Regions from separate parts of the Homo sapiens genome. Here all the other regions are linked to region 3. A link is a contact called in ENCODE Hi-C or POLR2A ChIA-PET data. All regions are on one chromosome and are shown on one strand. The core of a region is the stretch at or near the end of the contact, and the rest is flanking DNA. Distances in the headings are between cores, read along the strand shown.

The links. Hi-C counts contacts between places; a loop is a spot of excess contacts on that map. ChIA-PET counts read pairs that join two places held with the same protein, here RNA polymerase II (POLR2A). Pooled maps may share reads with other maps.
Region 1: a pooled map shows a loop between it and region 3 (2.7-fold over the local background). The contact joins the enhancer-like site here to the promoter of PCSK4 in region 3. A Hi-C loop is called at or near these places in 2 of 168 maps with a recorded cell type or tissue (both naive thymus-derived CD4-positive, alpha-beta T cell), 5 of 37 single-sample maps with no recorded cell type and 14 of 50 pooled maps. POLR2A ChIA-PET finds 5 or more read pairs at or near these places in 6 of 52 experiments (Caco-2, H1, HCT116 and 3 more).
Region 2: a loop to region 3 is called in a pooled map, with 11 times the contacts of the local background. The contact joins the promoter of NDUFS7 here to the promoter of PCSK4 in region 3. A Hi-C loop is called at or near these places in 1 of 37 single-sample maps with no recorded cell type and 11 of 50 pooled maps. POLR2A ChIA-PET finds 5 or more read pairs at or near these places in 3 of 52 experiments (AG04450, Panc1 and activated CD8-positive, alpha-beta memory T cell).

What each region holds. Positions count from the first base shown.
Region 1 is chr19:1,615,786-1,619,422 of GRCh38, reverse strand. It overlaps TCF3 (transcription factor 3), which reads left to right. Exons shown (of 19, transcript NM_003200.5): 15 at 1-107; 16 at 189-312; 17 at 3,602-3,637. It also overlaps the pseudogene RNU6-1223P. Among named protein-coding and RNA genes, the nearest start is that of UQCR11, 12 kb to the right of the region's middle. Within about 2 kb of position 2,387, at least 2 of the 41 ENCODE cell types and tissues checked have a DNase peak (open chromatin) inside an H3K27ac peak, as active enhancers do.
Region 2 is chr19:1,382,086-1,385,790 of GRCh38, reverse strand. It overlaps NDUFS7 (NADH:ubiquinone oxidoreductase core subunit S7), which reads right to left and starts at 1,884. Exons shown (of 8, transcript NM_024407.5): 1 at 1,849-1,884. The coding sequence starts at 1,864. TRF-GAA1-6 (tRNA-Phe (anticodon GAA) 1-6) reads left to right here and starts at 2,357; the gene lies at 2,357-2,429. TRN-GTT2-6 (tRNA-Asn (anticodon GTT) 2-6) reads right to left here and starts at 2,228; the gene lies at 2,155-2,228. RefSeq lists silencers at 1,755-1,814, 2,065-2,204, 2,385-2,514.
Region 3 is chr19:1,488,570-1,492,263 of GRCh38, reverse strand. It overlaps PCSK4 (proprotein convertase subtilisin/kexin type 4), which reads left to right and starts at 1,914. Exons shown (of 15, transcript NM_017573.5): 1 at 1,914-2,106; 2 at 2,367-2,471. The coding sequence starts at 1,918. It overlaps REEP6 (receptor accessory protein 6), which reads right to left and starts at 1,083. Exons shown (of 5, transcript NM_138393.4): 1 at 880-1,083. The coding sequence starts at 994. RefSeq lists silencers at 835-954, 985-1,524, 1,745-2,174.

The sequences.
Region 1 (3,637 bases), core at 1,138-3,637, 130 kb before region 3:
ACGCCGTGGGCACAGCCGGCGACATGCACACGCTGCTGCCTGGCCACGGGGCGCTGGCCTCAGGTTTCACCGGCCCCATGTCACTGGGCGGGCGGCACGCAGGCCTGGTGAGCGCTGGGCGAGGGTGGAGCTGGGCAGTGGGCGGGGACCCGGCTCCCCCTGATGCACCCGTCTCCCCACGCCTGCAGGTTGGAGGCAGCCACCCCGAGGACGGCCTCGCAGGCAGCACCAGCCTCATGCACAACCACGCGGCCCTCCCCAGCCAGCCAGGCACCCTCCCTGACCTGTCTCGGCCTCCCGACTCCTACAGTGGTAAGCCCTTGAGCTTGGGACTGTCCGACTCCTGGTTCCAGTTGGGGAAACTGAGGCACTCTAGTGGTGGGGGTCAGGGTGGGAGCCCAGGGCAGGTGTCACCGTGGGGGCACCTGGTGACATGGGCGCCCCAGTCAGCAACTTCAGGAGGGTGGGTAAGACCGGCGGGGCCGGCGTTGGCCCTGGGCGTGTGAGGTGGACAGCTCTGGGCTGCCTCTTCATTCGCCTGCTCCCAGACGCTGTGTGCCTGGCAGCGCTCAGCACTGGGGAAGGGGCGAGGGGTGCAGCAGGATGCCTCTGCCTCAGGGGAGACAGACCAGGAGCTCGCTGCACAGTACAGGTGCCAGGGAGAAGGAACGAAGTGGCTGCGGTGGGTTGGGGGTTTTGTATGGCTTTGAAGATGGTGGCCCATGAGGCCACAAGGTGGTGTTTGGGCAGCATCTGGGAGGAGGCAAGAGTAGGCAAGTACCTGGAGGAGGAGGGTTTCAGGCAGAGGGCGCAGCCCAGGCAAAGGCCCTGGGGCTGGACTGCACCTGGGAGGAACAGCCAGGAGACCCGTGGGGTTGGAGCAGAGTGAGGAGAGGGAGAGAGGGAAGGGGGGAGGGCGGGGCAGGGCAGGTCATGCGGGGCCTTGTGGGCTGCGGGGAGGACTTGGGATTTGGCCATGAGAAAGGTGGCAGCCGTGGAGGGCTGAGGAGGGATGGGACCTGACCCAGGTGCTCACAGATACCCTCTGGTGGCTGCTTGGAGGACAGACTATGAGTGGCACCGGGAGACCAAGGCAGAGGCCACAGGGCTGGTCCAGGGGCCTTGGAGGGGTGAGCAGTGGGTGGGCCCTGCATCTCCTGAAGGCGGGGCCCACAGGATTTGTGATGGACAGGACTTGAGGGTGAGAGAAGGCAGGGTGGCTCTGGGATTTCTGGCCCGAGCTGTGGGTGACACTGGGGCTGGGAACTCCGTAAGGAAGGGGACAAAGGAAAAGGTTGGGGACAAATCTGGACCTGGGCCTGGGGATTGTTGAGTGTCTCAGACACCCATGAGAGGCCCAGGAGAAGGTGGGGTCATTGTGGGCGCTGTCCTGGCCCTGTGCCTTCCACCAGCCCAGGAATCCTGCCTGCTTTCCAGGCAGACTTTCCAAGTACCTTGATTCTATCACTCCTAGGCCAGGGCATCTCACCGCAGCGGCTCTGCCCCCAGGGGACACTGGGTGATGTCTGGGGACATCTACAGTTGTCAGGGCTGAGGGGAGCTCCTGGCATGGAGTGGGTGGGGGCCAGGGATGCTGCTCAGCACCCTGCAGTGCCCAGGACGGCCCCACCCCAGAGAAGGGTCCGGACCCACAGGTCAGCAGTTTCCAGGGGCAGCCCCAAGCTTAGTCTTTCACCCATAGGCTCCCCTCTGTTTCCTTCCTGTCCTTCACTTCGTGTGCTGAGGCCTGGGCTGGTCCTGGTGGCTGGCGTTGGCCGATTGGAGCAGAGTTCACTGTGGGGAGCGGGTGCATTTCTGAGGCTCCCCCTCAGGGTACGGGGGTCTCAGGGGATGGCAGCTGGTTTGCTCCATGTGAGCCCTGACTGATTCCTGGACTCCCCAAGCCCGGGTTTTGGGGGTGGCCCAGGCCCTGCTGAATGCAGAGTGGCCGCATTCATTTGGGGCACTGTGTACCCTTAAGCCACATGTTTTGCAATTATTGTTCTTGAGCTTCATGAACACGGCGTCCCACTAGCGTGTTCTTTACACGCTGGTTTGCTGGCTTATGTTGTGTGTGGGGTACATGTGTGGTGTGAGCGGCTGGGGTCCCATTGTGAGTGTGCCGTTGGCCCTGGCCCGGGCGTGGGGCTGTAGGTCATTCCAACATCACGCTTTCCTGCCAACCTGCTGATCAAGGGTGTGATACACCTGTTGTCAATTCAGAGGAAAGGCTGATGAATTATTTTCCAAAGCAGCCAAGTTGCCCTCCCACAGGCAAGATTTTGACTGTTCAGGTCCCTCAACTTTGCTAGCTGACTGGGTATGAAAGGGTAGCGCAAAGCCACCCTAATTTGCATTTCCTTAATCTCTTGATGTGCTGAAGCGGACTTCCACGTGTTTCTAGCCATGTGGTTTCCTTGTCTGTGAGATGCCTTTTTGGATACCTTGCTTATTTTTCTACTGAGTTACTTTCTTTTTGTCCTTTCCCATTGATTGTGGGAGATCACCTCCTGGTTGGCTACATCTGTGGTGGGTGTCTTCTATTCTTTGGCAAATGCTTTTCTTTTCCTGGTATCTTTGCTGATCAGGAACTCTCAATTCTGATATAGTCCAGCTTACTGATTTTTGTTTTTTCTTTTTTACTTGTTTTGTTTTGAGACAGGGTCTCACCCTGTCACACCAGAGTGCAGGGGCATGATCACAGCTCACGGTAGCCATGACCCCCTGGCCTCAAGTGACCCTTCCACCTCAGCCTCCCAAAGTGCTGGGATCACAGGCGTGAGTCAGCCACTGTGCCCGGCCTGTGTTCTTTCAAAAGCAGCGCTTTGAGCACTTGCTTGGACAGCTCTTGGACTAAAATGAGAATGATAAAGATTAGCATAGCATCTGCACAAGGGTGACGTGGACATTCCTGAAGTGTTCCAAAGTTTTATTCTTTTTTTTTTTTTTGAGACGGAGTCTTGCTTTGTCACCCAGGCTGGAGTACAGTGGCGCAATCTTGGCTCACTGCAACCTCCGCCTCCTGGGTTCAAGTGATTCTCCTGCCTCAGCCTCCCAAGTAGCTGGGATTACAGGTACCCACCACCACAGCTGGCTAATTTTTTGTATTTTTAGTAGAGATGGGGTTTCACCATGTTAGCCAGGATGGTCTTGATCTCCTGACCTCGTGATCCACCCACCTCGGCCTCCCAAAATGCTGGCATTACAGGTGTGAGCTGGTGTGAGCCACTGTGCCCATCCGAAGTGTTCCATATTTTTAAGTTAATGATTGAAACAGTTTACTTTCACCAAAAAAGAAGAGTGTTCTTTTAGCATCTTAGTAGATTCCTGCCATTGAGTTGCTGCAGAATTTCTACACACTTTGTTCCAAAGGTGGTAAAACTGTTTCCCTTTCATCTTGTGGTCCTTAATCTGTCTGGCATTGGTAGCTACACATGGCGTGAGGTAGGGATCCAGTTCTGGTTGTTGGTTTTTTGTTTTTATTTTTGGCCAAGACCTGGTTTTTCCAGGAAAGCCCAAGTCCCTCACCACAGGAGCACAAAGAGATATGTCAGTTGGCCCTGGAGGCCGACGCAGGCCCCTGACCCTAGGCCTGTTGCAGGGCTAGGGCGAGCAGGTGCCACGGCGGCCGCCAGCG
Region 2 (3,705 bases), core at 635-3,134, 110 kb after region 3:
CTGGAGTGCAACGGCACAATCTTGGCTCACTGCAACCTCCACCTCCCAGGTTCAAGCTATTCTCCTGCCTCAGCCTCCCGAGTAGCTGGGATTACAGGCGCCTGCTACCACGCTCAGCTAATTTTGCATTTTTTAGTAGAGACAGGGTTTCTCCATGTTGATCAGGCTGGTCTTGAACTCCCGAACTCAGGGGATCCGCCCACCTCGGCCTCCCAAAGTGCTGGGATTACAGGCCTGAGCCACCACGCCCAGCTGGTTTGTTTTTGTTTTTGTTTTTGAGACGGAGTTTCACTCTTGTTGCCCAGGATGGAGTGCAATGGTGCAATCTTAGCTCACTGCAACCTCCGCCTCCCGGGTTCAAGCGATTCTCTTGCCCCAGCCCCCCAGTAGCTGCGATTACAGGCATGCGCCACCACACCCAGCTGATTTTGTATTTTTAGTAGAGACGGGGTTTCTCCATGTTGGCCAGGCTGGTCTCGAACTCCGGACCTCAGGTGATCCGCCCACCTTGGCCTTCCAAAGTGCTGGGATTACAGGCGTGAGCCACCGCGCGTGGGCCAGGCATTCTTAACAAGGGGCCTGGTGAGGATTCAGAACTGTGAATTTGCTTGGAATAAAAAAATATATATGTCTTTGTTGTCACCAGCATCTTATGGAAAATTAGCCCTTCATTCAATTCTTAGCGTAGGCTGGGTGCCGTGGCTCCCAGCACTTTGGGAGGCTCAGGTGGGAGGATTGCTTGAACTCAGAAGTTCGAGACCAGCCTGGGCAACAGGGCAAGACCCCCATCTCTACTAAAAATACAAAAACTAGCCAGGCATGGTGGCGCACACCTGTGGTCCCAGCTACACAGGACACTGAAGTGCCAGAATCGCTTGAGCCTGGGAGGCACAGGTTGCAGTGATGAGCCAAGATGGCACCACTGCACTCCAGTCTGAGCGACAGAGGCAGACCCTGTCTTAATAAATAAATAAAAAATTCTTAGCATAGACAACAAAATACGGCAGTATTAGCAGGACCTGTAACTTTTCACCAAGCGGAATCACAGATGTTTCCTAGCTATGGTGCAGGGGCTGCAGACGTTTCCGTATCATCAAAGCCTCATTTCCACTCCTCACTCCTTCCAAATCACAGTCGCAATTAGACCTGCCGCTAGATCGCGTTCATAAGGGAAGCACTTAGATTACTAAGTCGCCAATCAGGTTTCAAGACAATCTTTTAATAACTGCCTCTCCGTGTAACTGATTTCCTTGCAATTCTATGGATTTTATTCCATGCATTTAATAACTTTATCTGAGCAGAGGTCCGCAGGCTTCAGCTGATCCCAAAAAAGTCCCTGGAGCAGGACAGGCTCTGCGAGAGGCCCTTACCTCCCAGGGGTGGGGAGGGAGGTGGAGGGTCCAGCAGGGTGGCGTGGATGTCCTGGGTCCTGTTCCTTCCCAGGCCCGGCCCTGTGACCTCGAAGACCCTCAATGGGCCTCAGTTTCCCAGCCTGTCAGGCAGGCCCCGCTCTCTCCAGGGCATCTCAAGAGCAGCCTCGCGGGCCGTGCCCTGGTCTCGGGGACGTGAATGGGGCCCCTCCAGCCTCCACCCCGAGCGCCTTCCTGAGGCTGGAGGCTTGCGTCATGACCTACCGGGCCTCGGTTTCCCCGACTGTACTCTGGACGCAATAACGGCGACCGTTCATCGCAAGCCGGGCGGGGAGCCCGAGGAGCGGCCGGCTCGGAGAAGCCCGGAGAGGACCGCGGCCACGACGCCGGCACCGACCCCCGACGCCACCACGACACCCGAGGCTCCCACGGCCCCAGACCCGCGCGGCCCCACACCCGCCGCCGGTGCCGCGCTCACCTGACAGCACCGCCATCTTGGCCTCGGCCTTCAGACAACCTCTGAGGTCCGTTCTCCTTAGCGCTCCGGGTTCCCGGGGCCGCCGCCCAAAGCGGCTCGGAGCGCATGCGGAAACCGGAACCTGGAGCCGGGAGGTTCCGCTGCGCTTTCGGCCTCCGTGGTCGTGTTGCGCCGTGCACCCCCAGATCACCCGAGGCGGAAAGGTCATCGGAGTGCGCACGTGGGGGCCGCGGGTCTGCGGCGGACCGACAAAAACAGAGGCGACACTCATTTTCTTGTTATTCCAGGAGGGCAAAAGTCACCACGCGTCCCTGGGTGGGCTCGAACCACCAACCTTTCGGTTAACAGCCGAACGCGCTAACCGATTGCGCCACAGAGACGACACTGCGCTCCGGCGCCCTGGGAGACCTTACAAAGGATGTGGGGCCTGCTGACGCGAAACGACTGCGCCTGCGCAGGGAAGGCGCAGCGCGGGACGGAGTCCCGGCGAGAGCGACTCTGCCGCCCAGCCGAAATAGCTCAGTTGGGAGAGCGTTAGACTGAAGATCTAAAGGTCCCTGGTTCGATCCCGGGTTTCGGCAGAAGTTTTAGCGCCTCTTGCGATCACTGATGTCTTTCGTTCAGGATTGGTCCAGCTGCCTCGCAGCTATCCCGGACCCCTTACCGCAACATCACCGCATTCTGCAGAGGAGTCGCCGCGATGTGGACTCATCCCAAAGTAAGGGGGCTCAGACCTCACAACCCCAAAGCCTCCTCTTCCCACCCCTAAGAGGTCATAATTTCAGCTCAAACTTCCCCCTTCCCTGACACACCCTCGATTTTCCATCTTGCTTAAATTGATAAGTTTACAACCAGTACTAATGATATAAAAACTAACACTAAACACCCAAACTAGCAAAACAGAGTTTGCAGAACGCTTTCTGCATGCATATCATTTAATTTTCACAATTCCACTGGAGGTTTTGTCTGCCTGTTTTATGATTACAAAAACAGAGGCAAAGGCCGGTGCGGTGGTTCACGCCTGTAATCCCAGCACTTTGGGAGGCTGAGGCAGGCAAATCACCTGAGGTCAGGAGTTCAAAACCAACCTGGCCAATATGGTGAAACCCTGTATCTAAATCCCAGCTACTCGGGAGGCTGAGGCAAGAGAATCACTTGAATCCGGGAAGCGGAGGTTGCAATGAGCTGAGATCGTGCCACCGCACTCCAGCCTGGGCGACAGAGTGAGACTCCATCTCAAAAAAAAAAAAAAAAGAAAAAAGAAAAAGAAAAAGTAAAGAAAACAGAGGCTCAAATTAGGTGAACACAGGTGACTAGCAAGACTGGGGGCCCCTTGAGGACCACAACAAGTGTTTACTGAATTCGTGCCATGGGCTGGGGACCCACTGCTGAGCAAAGCCAGGCCTGGTCTCTGTTCTTGGGCAGCTCAAAAGGATTGGAGGGGCCCAGCATGGTGGCTCACACCTGCAATCCCAGCACTTTAGGAAGCCGAGGCAGGAGGATCACTTGAAGCCAGGAGCTTGAGACCAGTCTGGGCAACATAGCAAGACCCCATCTCTACAATACATAATAATAATAAAGACTTGGGGGAAAAGCTGACAAGAACCTAAGAGGCTGGCAGGTGCACAAAACCCTCTTCCTTCTCTAGTTCTCATAGCTGCCCGTGCTGTAGGGTTTTGGTTTTATTTTTATTTATTTATTTTTTGAGATGGAGTCTTGCTCTGTCACCCAGGCTGGAGTACAGTGGCAAGATCTCAGCTCACTGCAGCCTCCACCTCCCTGGATCAAGTGATTCTCCTGCCTCAGCCTCCTGAGTAGCTGGGATTACATGCACACACTACGATGCCCGGCTAGTTT
Region 3 (3,694 bases), core at 665-3,164:
GGGTACCTGTAATCCCAGCTACTTGGTAGACTGAGGCAGGAGAATCGCTTGAACCCAGGAGGTGGAGGTTGCAGTGAGCCAAGATCACACCACTGCACTCCAGCCTGGGCAGCAGAGCAAGACTCGGTCTCAAAAAAAAGTTTTAAAGGTGGGGAGGGAGGCATTTAAGGAGCGTTTACTACATGCTCTTGCTAGAGATTTGGAAAGGGGAAGGGGCGCGCAGCGTCACCAAGGGTGAAAGTCACGGAAGAACTGTAATGGAGTCACAATCGGGGTGCCTGGATCTCCGGCTCTGTGGGCCCCAGTCCAGCCTCCCCACATCACAGCCGTCAGACAACCCAACTCCGTCTTAACAAACATTTACGCTCGGTGGCACTAAGCCATTGAGCTGGGGGAAGGTGAGCTAGGGCAGGAGAGGAGGAGGAAAGGAGAAGGGTCCTGGGCAGGCCCCCAGGACGGTCCGTTCCCCTTCCCGCCAGGAGCCTCCCCTCAGAAAAACGGGAAGATCTCTACTGTTGCAGCCAGGCCGGGGTCCACGGGGGAAGGGGGACGGCGAAACGCGCAGGACACTGGCATCCCGACCCCTCTGGGGCCACTGGGCAACTGGAAGAACCGGACTTCGGCATGGCAGGCACCCAGCGCCCGGAAGGAGGCGTCGGGGGGCGGCCAGGGGCGGAAGCTAGAGAGGGGTGGCCCGGGAGCAGGGTCGCAGGGCGCGGGCAAGGGAAGGGCTGCGGGCGGACCTCGAGGTCCCAGTCACCTCGCGCGCTCCACCGGCCGGACCGGACCCCGTAGCCGGGGAAGGAGTCCGGTCTGCGACCCCCAGGCCCATGGCCTCGGTGTGCCCGTCGGCGAAACGGGCTAGCGCCGACGGCTCACCTGCAGCCAGATACCGCTTCTCCACCCCGGTCTTGGCCTCCAGCGCCCCCAGCACTTCGGTGACCAGGTTCCTTTGCTCCAGGAAGTGCTCCACGCGCTGCCTCAGGCCGTCCATGGCCCCGACGCGCCCGGGGTTGGCTGCTCGAGCTCGCCCGCGGACCAGGGCACCCACCCCGCTGCACGCGCACCGCTTTCCCGCAGCCTGAGCCGCGATGCTCCGGCCCCGCGCCGGTGTCCGCCCCCGGCCCCCCGCTAGGACCAATGGGAGGGCAGGGCGGACAAAGGAGGAGGGGCCTGCCCCGTCTCCCCCGCCGCATAGCCCTCCGCCACGGCCGCCGCTGCCCAGACCCCGCCGGGAGAGGGCGGGGCGCGGCGGCCCAGGGCACCGATTGGCCGGGCCGGAGCGAGACGTAGCTGATTGGAAGGGCGGTGTCAGAGGATGGGATTATTGGCTGAAGGGTGGAGCCAGGGCGAGGAGAGGCGTGGGGGGGCGGAACCGGGGGGAGGGGCTAAAGAAACATCCGAGCCGATTGGAGAAACGGGACGCGATTCATTGGCGAGACCAGTGGAGGGCGGGGCTGATCACAAAGGAGGCAGGGCGGAATGGTAGGGGCGGGAACGGGGCGAGGCTTATCGGAGGAGGCGGGATTACGCAAAAGAATGATTCTGATTAGGCCGGACAGGAGGCCGGGCTGATTCTCGAAGGAGGGGTGTGTTGGAAAGTGGGAGAGGTCAAACAAAGGGTAGGACGCGTTATCGCAACAGTGAACCCGCTTCTCTGGGTTAGTCTTGTCGTTGTACAAATGGGAAAACTGAGGCTCCCGAGGGTGTGGGTCTGCGGAAGACGGGCAGGCGTGCGTCCCTCTCCCGCTTCTGTTAGATCTTCGCGCCCCTCCTGGCTGAGTAGCCGCAAGGCCCCCTGGGAGTCGAAGCCTTCTGCGTTGCTATGGCGCCGGGGGCGGGTCGGACGCCTGGGCCCACTCGGCGGTTTGGCGGGAGGGAGGGGATTTGCGCAGGCCCCGCTCCCGCCCCGCCTCCATGCGGCCCGCCCCGATTGCGCTGTGGCTGCGCCTGGTCTTGGCCCTGGCCCTTGTCCGCCCCCGGGCTGTGGGGTGGGCCCCGGTCCGAGCCCCCATCTATGTCAGCAGCTGGGCCGTCCAGGTGTCCCAGGGTAACCGGGAGGTCGAGCGCCTGGCACGCAAATTCGGCTTCGTCAACCTGGGGCCGGTGGGTGGGACCGGGATAGACGGGAAGTGGGGGCTTGGAGGGGACTGAACAACCCTAGACCCCGACAAGGGGGAGGGAGCCCACAAGGTCTTCTAAATATCAAGAGTCCCAGCCCACCCCTGCCTCAGCCAAGCTCAGCTTCTGGGACTCCCAGAGAGCACCTGCTGGGGAAGGACAAAGAAGGGGGCTGTTACCGGCCCTCGGGGGCTTCAGCAGGGGAGCCGGGTCCCATCGGTGCGGCCGCTTCCCCACATCCCCAGATCTTCCCTGACGGGCAGTACTTTCACCTGCGGCACCGGGGCGTGGTCCAGCAGTCCCTGACCCCGCACTGGGGCCACCGCCTGCACCTGAAGAAAAACCCCAAGGTGAGCCTGGCCTGGAGGCCAACCCCCTGCCCGGGGTCTCAGCTGCCTCCTGGGGCCACCAGCCATCTTCTGTGGTTCTCGTGGTTGTTATGAACAGCTGTGTGCTTTCTGTGGCTCAGACCCGCCCGGGCCCCAAGTCTATACAGCAAGAGGAGGCAGGAAGACCCAGATACGGAAATCATGGCGCCTGCCAGGGCCTGGTACACAGTGGGCACCTCTTGTCCTCCCCCTCCCTCCTCTGGGCCCCAGGGGCTCTGGTAAGGAGGGACAGACGGCGTGACTTCCCCACCGTCTAGGTCATGGGATGGAGGGAAGGGGATTTTACGACACCGTAATGGGTTCCAAAGAGTAGGAGGCTTGGCCCGGCGCGGTGGCTCACGCCTGTAATCCCAGCACTTTGGGAGGCGGAGGCGGTCGGATCACAAGGTCAGGAAATCGAGACGAGATCCTAGCGAACACGGTGAAACCCTGTCTCTACTGAAAATACAAAAAAATTAGCCGGGCATGGTGGCAGGCGCCTGTAGTCCCAGCTATTCAGGAGGCTTAGGCAGGAGAATGGTGTGAACCCGGGAGGCGGAGCTTGCAGTGAGCCGAGATCGCGCCATTGCACTCCAGCCTGGGCGACAGAGCGAGACTCCGTCTCAAAAAAAAAAAAAAAAAAAGTAGGAGGCTTACAGTCACCCAGTGGCCCTCAGGACGCAGTGTCCAGGCGCTCAGAAAGGGGCCTGGGTCCCATCGGGCTGGGCCCTGTCTAGAAAATGCCTGGGATGTCAAGCTGAGGGGTTGGGATGGAGCCTGGGAAGCCCTCGGAGGCCAGGAAGTGCCTTGAACAGGACTGGACAGCTGCCTGCTTACAGCACCGGGAGGGAGAGCAGTGGCCAGTTCCTGATGTGGTTTGCAAGAGAGAAGCCAGGCCTGGCGTGGTGGTTCATGCCTGTAATCCCGGCACTTCGGGAGGCCAAGGCAGGCAGATCACTTAAGCTCAGGAGTTCGAGACCAGCCTGATCAACATGGCGAAACCCCATCTCTACTAAATGTACAAAAATTAGCCGGGCATGGTGGTGTGCGCCTGTAGTCCCAGCTACTTGGGAGGCTGAGGTAGGAGAATCGCTTGAACCCAGGAGGCAGAGGTTGCAGTGAGCCAAGATTGCGCCACTGCACCCCAGCCTGGGCGACAGAACAAGACTCTGTCTCAAAAAAAGAAAAAAAATAAGGAAGTGATG